Regions from separate parts of the Homo sapiens genome. Here regions 1, 2 and 3 are each linked to region 4. A link is a loop called in an ENCODE intact Hi-C map of the cell type or tissue named here. Cell type or tissue: dorsolateral prefrontal cortex. All regions are shown on one strand. Region 1 has its middle 34 kb from the start of MEIS2. Region 2 has its middle 54 kb from the start of TMCO5A. Region 3 overlaps MEIS2 (Meis homeobox 2). Region 4 overlaps LOC145845 (a long non-coding RNA gene).

Region 1 (2,500 bases), 250 kb after region 4:
TTTCTGTCTTTTCTCTCTCTTTCTTGTTCTATGTTCCCTTGCATATAGTGAGACACTTCAGAGAACCCTATTTTTTCTTCAGACACATGAAGATGATGTGAATATCAAAATGATAGCGAGGACCCAGGAAGAATAACGCATGAAATAATAATAGGTTAACTAAACTCATATACTAGGTTCTTGGTAAGTATGTAGTATATTATTAATAACTACTTATTTACTCAGAAATCATGTTTGTTTTTTGGAAAATACATTTTCTGCTTCAATTTAGAGTAATACTTAGTTTTCTTTAACTATTGAAAAGGCATTAGCAATATTGTATTGTATGTTATACTTAATGGCCATTGCCAAAGCTACACAGAAATGTGTAAGATGGTTAATTAATAGCATTAATTTTGCCTTATTATTCCTTGTGATTCCAAACACTAGAAAATACCATTGATAGCTTAAAAACTGTTACATATGGCTGGAACCCAAAGTTATTTTTTTGCCATCATTGTAAGGGATACTGTGCATCTTATATATCTTGATATCCTATGTACAGAAAGTGACATCTACTGGAGAAAGCAGAACTGAATATTTACTTTCCAAACTATTTTTTCTGCCAAACGTCCAGACAAGTTGCACTATCTTCAAGATTATCTGAAACTTGTAAAACAAAGAAAGATTTTACTTAGTTCAGTATGGTGTAAAGGCTGGTTGGTTTTGATGGTCATTTTCTTAAAGCTGCCCTGTGGGAAACTGGTTATGGGGCCCACACAAATTATCTCGTAAGAAACACTATTGAAGATATCTGGAAAACACAACTACAGCACATTCCCTTAAGAATGAAACTGAAATTCTAAATAACTGTAAGCCATTGAGTGGTGGATTTGAACAGGACTCCACTGTAACACTTTGTCTGAAAACCTTTCTGGAAAATATGTAACTTCTTTACATGGCCTGGAAATAGGAGTTGTAAAACAAATATGAGATTAGAATACATAATATCTTTCAGGTAGAAAGACATTCCCCTATGCTATCTTGTAACCTAATGATTATTTGTTCATGTTAATAAGATGTGTCTAACTTCATGATCTAATCAAACTGATGTTCTTAGGGAATGGGGGAATACTAACCAGGTGTTTTTCACTTGTGGTCAAAACTAAGAAATGACCTAAAGCCCTGAAAGACAGAAATGATAACAGCTTTATACTTATGACAATAATTCCCATTCTTTACGTAATCACTTTCTCTTACATGAAGGGCAAAAGCCTTTCCTATCTTAATGGAGGGTACTGTGGTGGCCATTTTCAAGACTTTAATGAGTGAGGCACAGCTACATTTGGCTGGTTCATGAACATCATAAAACTATAATAATGACTAGAAGTCCTGTTTCTTTGATTCTAGTCTGTTACCTATATGATAAAGGTTGCTTCCATATTTAGATTACGCTATATAATCCTCCGTAGTTTAATGTCAGATTTTCTACATATGACTGTTATTATTATTATTTTAAATTTTGATTTCATTTTTGTAGCAATGCTCTCTCACTCCCTCTGCTGGCCTTGTTAATTAACAAAACCAGTGCCTAAGTAGTCCTGATGGGAATCAGTGATACCAAGTGGATGACCCATAGAATGCACTCTGTTTTGTGTTGGGAGCCAATCAGAAAATCACGTTGATTGGCCTCCGTATGAAACAAAAAAGGCCAAGAGAAAATTTGTTGTGGGTAGTGAAAACAGAATAGCATGCTTATTTTTATAGTTTTAAGAAAGAATTTAATGAAAGGGATACTTCACAAATCTTAAAAATGTGCTATTTTTCAAAGGAAGAATACCAGTTACCCACATTCTATTAAAACATATATGTACTTAGTAAAAGGCACTCAAAACAAGGTGTATCAATTTTGTATTTCAGTGTTTACACACTGGAGGGTTAAATGAAAGGTTGTCTGGCTTCACTGGTAGGATTCTGAACCTGGATTAGATATACAGCTGTCCAATGGATCAGCTTCCCACATCCTAGAGTTCCATTATGGAGTTACAAAGAGAATGACAGCACTTGGCAAGTCCCAGGCCTAATCATAGCACAGAGAAGTGACTTTTGGAAGGTACATTACTAAGCAATTAGGACCCATTTAATAAATTACCTCTTATGGAACACTTTGAACCCTAGTGGTCTGAAGAGGTTAATGCACCTCTCACAACTGAGTGCTACTCAGTTTCCAGGGGTAACTTCAAGGCCACAGCTAATCCAAACCTTCTTCTCATCAATGGCCTCTTACTCTTGAGCCACTTCTGTAGTCTGGCATCAGTAAGCCCACACACTTGCACTACTCCCCTCTGCGTGCCAGATGCTTCATTTTCTTGCAGCTGAATCCATTGGGCGCAGTGCTCATGAGGCCAAAAGACTTTGTGCTGCACATTAACTTCCTCCTTGGGCTTTCATGCTTCTTATTTGGGAGTCTTTCTGTTTCTCTTATTTATAGAGAGTTTTAACTTCTGGATTTAGTTTAAAT
Region 2 (2,500 bases), 1.0 Mb after region 4:
TGGGTACACAACCCTGAAAACTAGGTAGCAGAATGATTTTGACTTTTTCAAATCCTTCAAGTAAATCCAAATCTAAACAAACAGACAGACAATATAGACTTGATTTTTGAACAGTTCTTCCCCCAATTTCTCATTGCTCTGGTTTTGGGAATAAGGAACACATTAGAAAAACCTTTCTCTTCAGAAATAACAAAGAATCAGGAAATTGTGTCTGTTTAACTTCTACATATAAGCTAAGACATTCTAAGTACATATTTTTCATTATGAAAATAATAAATGTAAATAAATTCATAACTCTGTTTCTGTTTTGGTCATATTCAAAGGTATGTTGAATAAGGAATCAAATCCTCTTTAGATTGAAATTGATAAACACATTAGAGAACATGAAAAAATTACATAAAATAGAAAACAACCCAATGCAAGACTGATTAATTCTCCAATTAGTGTAAAAACCATAAGCGGAAATCACAATTTTGAGGGAGAAGATTTGCATTTATTTAAAGCCCACATCCATATTTTATAAAAGGGAATGCTTTGACTTTCTTTTTACCTTAGTATCCCTGCTGTCTGTGTACATGAAAACAGCCAATATCAGACATGAAGTTAATTGGAATCAACTGCGCCCATCTTTACAGGAACACACCGGAATGTGTACCATTCAGGCTCAGCTTACCATAATATTCTCTACGGAATAGTTGACCACAGGATTCTCATTCACAAACAGCCAGGTTAAACAGTTAAATGCTAGCAAATCCTGCATAGCCCTGTGGGAAATTTCACTTTAATCCCGAACTTATAAGAGGACAATCAAAGCCCAAAGCCTGGGTAACAAATCTGATCCTCTGTTGCAATCTGTGTCCTCATGGGAAGGAGAGAGGTGCTCTCCGTACAAGCCCTAGATGGATAAATACCTAAATGATGAGATAGATGGGGAATGCAGAAGAGGCGTCTGGCCTTAGCCATTCGCTTCCAATTCCATATTACACTGTGAGAGGCAATTCTTGTGCAGCTCAGGAGCAGCCAGTCCTGATTACTAGAAGTTGAAGTGTGGCTTAAGGAATGATTAATGACAGTGTCGGGAGGAAAACAAAGCACAATGAGAGTTATCTCTAATCCACCTGCTTGCAGATGCTATAGTAAGGGAATGAAAATGGCCCCGGTGAGCCCTGATGATAAAAAAATCAAACGAGAAAGGTGCAAAGCTGTAGATATGTATTAATCTGATATATAAAAACTAGGTCTTACTTGAATAAAGCATTAGGCATGAATGGAGCCCCATAGGTGATAGATACTAGGCCATAGTGGACTTCACATTGTCTGTATTTTTTAAATCAAACAGAACTGTTCCCTTCAGTATTGCCTTTGACATTAATAGGTTGGTATTTGAAAAGTCACAGTTCACTAGATGAGCAGGCTTGTGAGTGCAAGCTCATTAAACAAACCCCCTTTTCTTGTTGTTCTTAAAAAATACGATGACACCATACCACCACCTTGTGGTTTTGCTGTGCACGTACACACTACCCCCGGAGACGTCTAAAATTCAATCACATTTTCCAAACGTAGAAATCCAGGTGGAATGTAATTATAAGATCGATGGTGTACTTTATAAGCAAGTATGTTTATGAGTGGCTTTCACCTAAGACAACACAATGCCAATAAGATCATTGAAGTTTCATAATGTATTTTTGGATGCAATATGAGGTCTCAGCCTGGTCATTCCAATTATCTATTTTAATTTCAGGCCACCAATGCAACGAGATCAGAAGACATCAAATATCCATCTATGTGAAGAGAATGAACAAAAGTGTTTCACACACCTGTTCCCTGGCAAGTAGTCACTGACTTCCAATATCCAACAAAGCTAAGTAACAACACTTTGAGCTTTTCATAATTTTTCTATGTGTGGAAAAGATTGTGAAGCAGTGAAATGTGTATGTGCTTTCTTCTAAAACAAAGAACATTTTACTCATGTCTCCACATCTATAGACAGAACTCTAAGCACTTTTAAGAGCTAAATTTTTATGTTTGGGCATTTTGTTGATTTGTTGACTCGCTACGCATTTGCCTTTTGATATGATCTTGATTCGATGGAAGCAATAGCATTCCATAATTTCACCTGGTTAGCAATCATTCCTGCTAGGAGGTAGTGATGGACAATGATGCAGGCAGCCTCAGGATATTCACTTATTCCCAGGTTTGGGAAAGCTGCTTCTGCTTTTGTCCACAGTGCTAAGTGCCTATTGCATTCTCTCCCCTTTAATCTAGCTAGCAACAAGTTAGATGTTAATTCATATTTCATGCAAGATTTTTAATACTGAAAGTCTAATGAAGATTTAGCGTTCCGTTTTTAACAAGGCTGATGTTACTGTTGAAAGAAAGCACATACATTATTTTAATTAATATCAATTCATAAGTGCTCTTGATTTATATATTAAACAAAGAGAGAAAGTGTCTTGTCATACATGACAATTGATTCTGTATTCACCCATCATTTACTCAG
Region 3 (2,500 bases), 130 kb after region 4:
GAAGATATGGGCAAGAACCCAGGGAAACAAAGTATCTAGAGACTTAATGGCAAGATGAAATTTTGGAGGCTTTGAGTGGTGGTGGTAGAATGTTAACAATAGCAGAACACCAGGAAGCCTGTTTAAGGGTGCTTTGGGTCCATTTTGTCACATTGCTTCACAAACTACTGTGATCTATTGCAAAGAACTTCTTAAACCCACTGCTTAGATATATGTGAAGCGTAGACCCAGTTACAAGACACAAAACCACAAGACCTTTATCTGCACTTCAAAGTCAGCACAAAAACAAGGGTCGATTATCTCCCAAATTGCCAAACTAATTCTCAAAGCCCAAATGCTTCCAATCCTAAGTGTGGATGCAGTACTATATCTGAGAAAAGAGAATGACTGTGTGGGGAAATGACATCATAACACCAAGATGATTGAGCCACAAATGGAAAAATGAGCTCTTCCCAAAAGAGAGAAAACAACTGATAAAATAGTGCCAAGGTTTGCCTAAAGAGACAAGAGAGAACATCTAAGAATGGGGGATAAAAATCTACATATGTTGTTTTGGTGTCTGACACAATCATCCTAAACCAAATGCATTTTGATTTGAACTTAATTCTGGAATTTTTTATTGTTTAGACCCAAGAGATTTCAATGGCTGATGACGGCACTCAGGCAGGTTTCCTGGACCATCCAATCAGAAGTCCTCTCAAGTTTGGTAACACAAAGTCCAGCTTCAGAGCACAGGTTACTTCAATTATCGTCTCCAACTGTCACTAGGTAACACTCAAAAGTTCTCTAAATGCCAAACAGGAAAGGGCCTTAGGGGGCATTCCTCAACGGATCACTCCCTTCAGGCACTTAGGTCATAGGTCTAAGGGTTTTTTTTTTTTTTTGCTCCTTATCAGCACCATAGATTTTTAACTATGGACCTGAACAGATTGGGATAAAAGGAAACACAACTGTACCACCAAACTCTCATTCTTTTTAATCATAAAAGTACTTAATTCAGAAACTTTAGGGGAAACAAATTCTTTTCTTTCCCAGAATCAGAATTGCACTGACATTGTGGCCCAACATGTGACTTGAGCTCAAGTATACACTAAAGTGAAAAGCTATTGTCAATATTTAGCGGAACGCTATGCCATGTCGGAGGCAGTATCAGCTTCCTAATACCAAAAGAAAATTCACGTATCACAGGGCTACTGAGAAGAAGTAACGTGCAGCCCCAGAGGGCACAGATTTCTGCTTTATGTAAATCAGAGCCTGTCACGGCATGCATGATTCACTGCTCAGGGTGTACTCTCCTGTGACGAATGAGTCCCGCTTAATTTGGCAGTGATTATGCGGGTTGCTGGCCCTCTAAACCCCTTTGAACTTGTAATTGCTGCTGGTTTAAATAATGAACATTAAGGGGAGTTGAATTCATAAAACTGTAGATAATTACATTTTTTTTCTTTTCCCCCTTTGTTTTGGTGCAGGAGTATATCCACACACACACACATGCACACACACACACAAACACACTTCTAAGGCCACCGATCACTGTATCATGCCAGGATGTTATCGAAATAAACTGCAGTCTTGTTCCAGGGTTGGTCAGGGAGGGCAGATTTGAGGTGGGGGAAGTGTGGGGTGGGTGGCAGGGGGAGCATCTGGGAGCTGTGCAAGAGGAAGATCAGAAAGGCCTGGATGCTCTAGGAAAGGAGGAGCAATGGCACTCATGAATATTCATAGCTAGTCACATCTGTAGCAGGCTTGCTTTCTACCTTTTTTTTCCCCCTGTGCAGTGCAACATAGAGCACCAGTGCAAACAAAAGGAGGGAATTTTGCAGCTTCACGAGGCTCTAGATATCCTCGTGGTGGTGAACTTTCTCCATGCTTTTACATTCTACATATGGATTTTTAAAGTATATAGTAGGAGATGTGTATATCCTTTCTTTCTATAACGAAAGAAAACCATCCTGTCCCCACATTTATGAAGTGGAAGAAATCACACACTCCCACAGCACATGGATGACTCAAAGCCAGTCCTCCTTTCCCCCTTCTTTCCCCAACCATTGGTAAAAATCACCCAGTATTCTTTGATCCAGGAAAAAACAAATTTTGATTTTATTTGGAGAAAAATGAAACGTTACTGATGGGAGGGGGCAGAATCCAAAGTTAGCCAAGTCAGCTAGCTCTTCCCCTCCCTGAAACAACAAAGAATGAATGATAAATTTAGCAGCCTCATGTTCAGTTTTCAAACAACACTGCTGAGATTTATAGCTTCACTGCTCCCATGGCAAACTAAGCTGCACACAGAAAGCTATCTGTTTTTGATTTCACTCTGTTTTCTCCAGTTTTTGTTCTTTTTTCTATTTGCAGTGTTTTTTTTTTTTAACTCTACATTTTCTTTTTCCTGGTGTGAGTCGAATATCAAAGGCTAGTGCTGTTGGTAAGCCTCCAGTTTGCGAGAGCCACTCAATGAGATGTTATTAAACCTGCGTCACAACATGGCAGACGGTGATTA
Region 4 (2,500 bases):
CAGCCTGAGATTGTTCCGGCTCTCGTTACCTGTGCGCCCTCGCGTTACATGGTGCTCATAAATCCCGCGGCAGATTAACTGGGAAACCAAGAAAATGCCTCTATGCACCGAACCGTTGAAAAAGAACCAAAATTCTCTCAAATAGTAGCAGTCTCACACCTTGCATTGGACGTGAAACACTATAGTAAGATCAAATGTCAAAGACATCGGTTATTTTGGTGCACTTCAGCTACCTTTTCCGTTTCCAGCAAAATTGAGAAGTACGACCCCAAAAAGAATAGACACACCCATGGAAAAGACGTGTGTGTGTGTGTGTGTGTGTGTGTGTGTGTGTGTGTGTGTGTAGCTATGGTGACAACTTTTAAACACTTTTTCTGCTTAAAAAAAAAGATTCGGACAGGGTCTGGTATTGCTTTGCGTTGCAGGAAAGGGTCATTCTGGACAAGGAACCGTCTGAATTCCGAAAGCTATCCCTCAAGACTTTTCTAAACAGTGCGAGTTTCCTGGGAGTTTAATTTTGTGAGGATGCAAAATATTGCTTTGTATTGGCCTCTTTCCCCATCAGATATCCATTTTTAAAACGTCTACAGCATCTATTAAAAACATTTCCTTGGACTCGGAATCTGCAGTTCTGCAGGAAAAACAAACTGTAGCGAAAACGCAGAGAATACAGAGATGTAGAAAAAGGAAAGGTGTCCTCTGCCAAGGCTTTTGATAGTTTATTCCCCAGAGGCCAAGCGAAGGTGGGGGGGTTCCTTCGCATTTTATTATTATTATTATTATCATTTATTCATTTAAATGTTCAGTCCTTGACAAGGTATTCCCCTGCCGCGGGGTTTTGCTGGAGAATGGACGTGGGGGCGGTGGAAGGAGTCAGTGAAAGGTGGGGTGCGCAGAAAAACAAGATTCGCTTCGCAGGGGGCTGACCCGCAGCGTTCTGCTCTAATTGCCAGCAGGGGGCGCTCTGATGTTAGCTCTGGACTAGACAGCAGAGCCACTCTGTGCTTGCAAGACAGGCTTGGCAGTTTCACGCAGCTGCAAAAGGAAAGGGAGGGGGGATTGTAGTTCCTAAATCCTCAACAGCTATTCCACTTGGGTTATTTACCCTCGGTTCGAAATGCTTCTACGTCTCACTTTACCTACCCATCCCGCTTATAGTGCATCCCGTTCCCCATCCACCTCTTTCTTTTCATCGGCATCTACGCACCACATGTATAATCTCTCTCTCTCTCGCCTTGAAATATACATTAATGCAACTTATTAAATGCGACGATGAATAGTCAACATTTTTTTCGCCTGTTGGTTCCGCTGATCCAAGCAGGATTTATTTGCAGATCTCACGTCCAGGAGCCATAATGCATGATTTTTTTTTTTCCTTAAATAAAATTGGTCAAATGTTGACAACCTTTGAGCCAATCTAACACTCAAGATTAGTGATGGGAAACTAATGAGAAAATATCAGATCGCCCAGCCTGAGGGCTGCCAATTAAATCTTCGCTGATTGAAAAATAAAAGCGGACTTGGGGTGTGAGCCCAGCTCAACTTCATCTATTAATTTAACATGTTACCGGGTTTATGCCTTCTCTTCTCTAAACAGCTTCCCGTAATACAGCTTTCTCCTCTTCATCCCTCAACCTAAAAGCCAAGTGTTATTTCTCAGAATATTTCAAGTGGTCCAAATCTGGATGATCATTTCTTACATGGTAAATATTAGGCCTTTAAGCAATATGATTTAACTAATTAGAAAATTTACATCATTAAGTCTCAGGGAGAGAAAAAAAAAGAGAAACAAATCTGCCAGTCATTTTAAAGGAGACAGGCACTATTGAAGTGTGAAGAAATCGGCTCTAATTCAAAAAGGCAATCGGGCAGAAAAAGCCCTCAACATTACCCTGCTAGTTATTAATCAGAAAGGGCTCTCTCCTCCCCACACCTCCTCCCTTCTAAGCACTGAGTTTAAGTTCGTTTTTTTGTCAGTGGCCCATGTCATATTTATATTGAGGTTTTGTCTGCTAAAGGATTAAAATTTGAAAATGTTTCAATAAGAGGCAAACAGAATCCTCAAAGCGAAAAATATCCACAGAATCACCTCTCTTCCAGACAAGTAAACTTGTAATAAACAATTCTCACGCCCCTCTTATTTTTTTTAATTCTTTCGTCTTTCTTCCCATTAAGTTCCTATTTTGAAACCTGCTTGGTGAGAACTAGATAAAGTCTTTGTGTTCTGCCCCCCTCCCCCTCCTTTCTTGCATCTCCTCCCTCCTCCAAAGCGAGAAACTTAGACTGAAAGCAGAAAAGTACAAATACATTAACAAAGCCCCACTCACTTGATAAAAAGGCCATGGTCTAGGCTTACATGTCAGGAATCTAAGGGAAGGGGGCTCCGTTGGTGGGTCTACAGACAGAAGGTGATGAACTAGAAATTTCCCCCACCTATGTGTACTATTCAATATAGTGTGTGGTTAGAGAAAAAGGAAGGCAGGTGGGTGAGAATTATTTT

Evidence for each region. A loop is a pair of places that touch in the nucleus more often than their neighbours do. Peaks named below come from ENCODE experiments on the same cell type or tissue, not always from the same donor. Only the 100,000 strongest peaks of a DNase experiment are listed, where the experiment ranks them.
Region 1: a loop joins it to region 4, with 11 times the contacts of the local background. A loop is called at or near these places in 75 of 110 quality-filtered maps.
Region 2: it touches region 4 in a loop (5-fold over the local background); 30 of 110 quality-filtered maps call a loop at or near these places.
Region 3: it touches region 4 in a loop (2.6-fold over the local background); 6 of 110 quality-filtered maps call a loop at or near these places.

The regions. Positions count from the first base shown.
Region 1 is chr15:37,133,263-37,135,762 of GRCh38, forward strand. No RefSeq gene overlaps it. Among named protein-coding and RNA genes, the nearest start is that of MEIS2, 34 kb to the left of the region's middle. In dorsolateral prefrontal cortex, CTCF peaks have their summits at 553 (motif pointing left), 1,529 (motif pointing left) and 1,737; no DNase peak of the experiment used is centred here.
Region 2 is chr15:37,879,257-37,881,756 of GRCh38, forward strand. No RefSeq gene overlaps it. Among named protein-coding and RNA genes, the nearest start is that of TMCO5A, 54 kb to the right of the region's middle. In dorsolateral prefrontal cortex, CTCF peaks have their summits at 1,497 (motif pointing left) and 1,700; no DNase peak of the experiment used is centred here.
Region 3 is chr15:37,013,977-37,016,476 of GRCh38, forward strand. All of the region lies in intron 8 of MEIS2 (Meis homeobox 2), which reads right to left. Among named protein-coding and RNA genes, the nearest start is that of MIR8063, 42 kb to the left of the region's middle. In dorsolateral prefrontal cortex, no CTCF peak of the experiment used is centred here; no DNase peak of the experiment used is centred here; H3K4me3 peaks cover 965 bases; H3K27ac peaks cover 1,846 bases.
Region 4 is chr15:36,882,874-36,885,373 of GRCh38, forward strand. All of the region lies in intron 1 of LOC145845 (a long non-coding RNA gene), which reads right to left. Among named protein-coding and RNA genes, the nearest start is that of MIR8063, 89 kb to the right of the region's middle. In dorsolateral prefrontal cortex, CTCF peaks have their summits at 962 (motif pointing right) and 1,165; a DNase peak (open chromatin) is centred at 968; H3K4me3 peaks cover 2,002 bases; H3K27ac peaks cover 1,152 bases; H3K27me3 peaks cover 2,371 bases.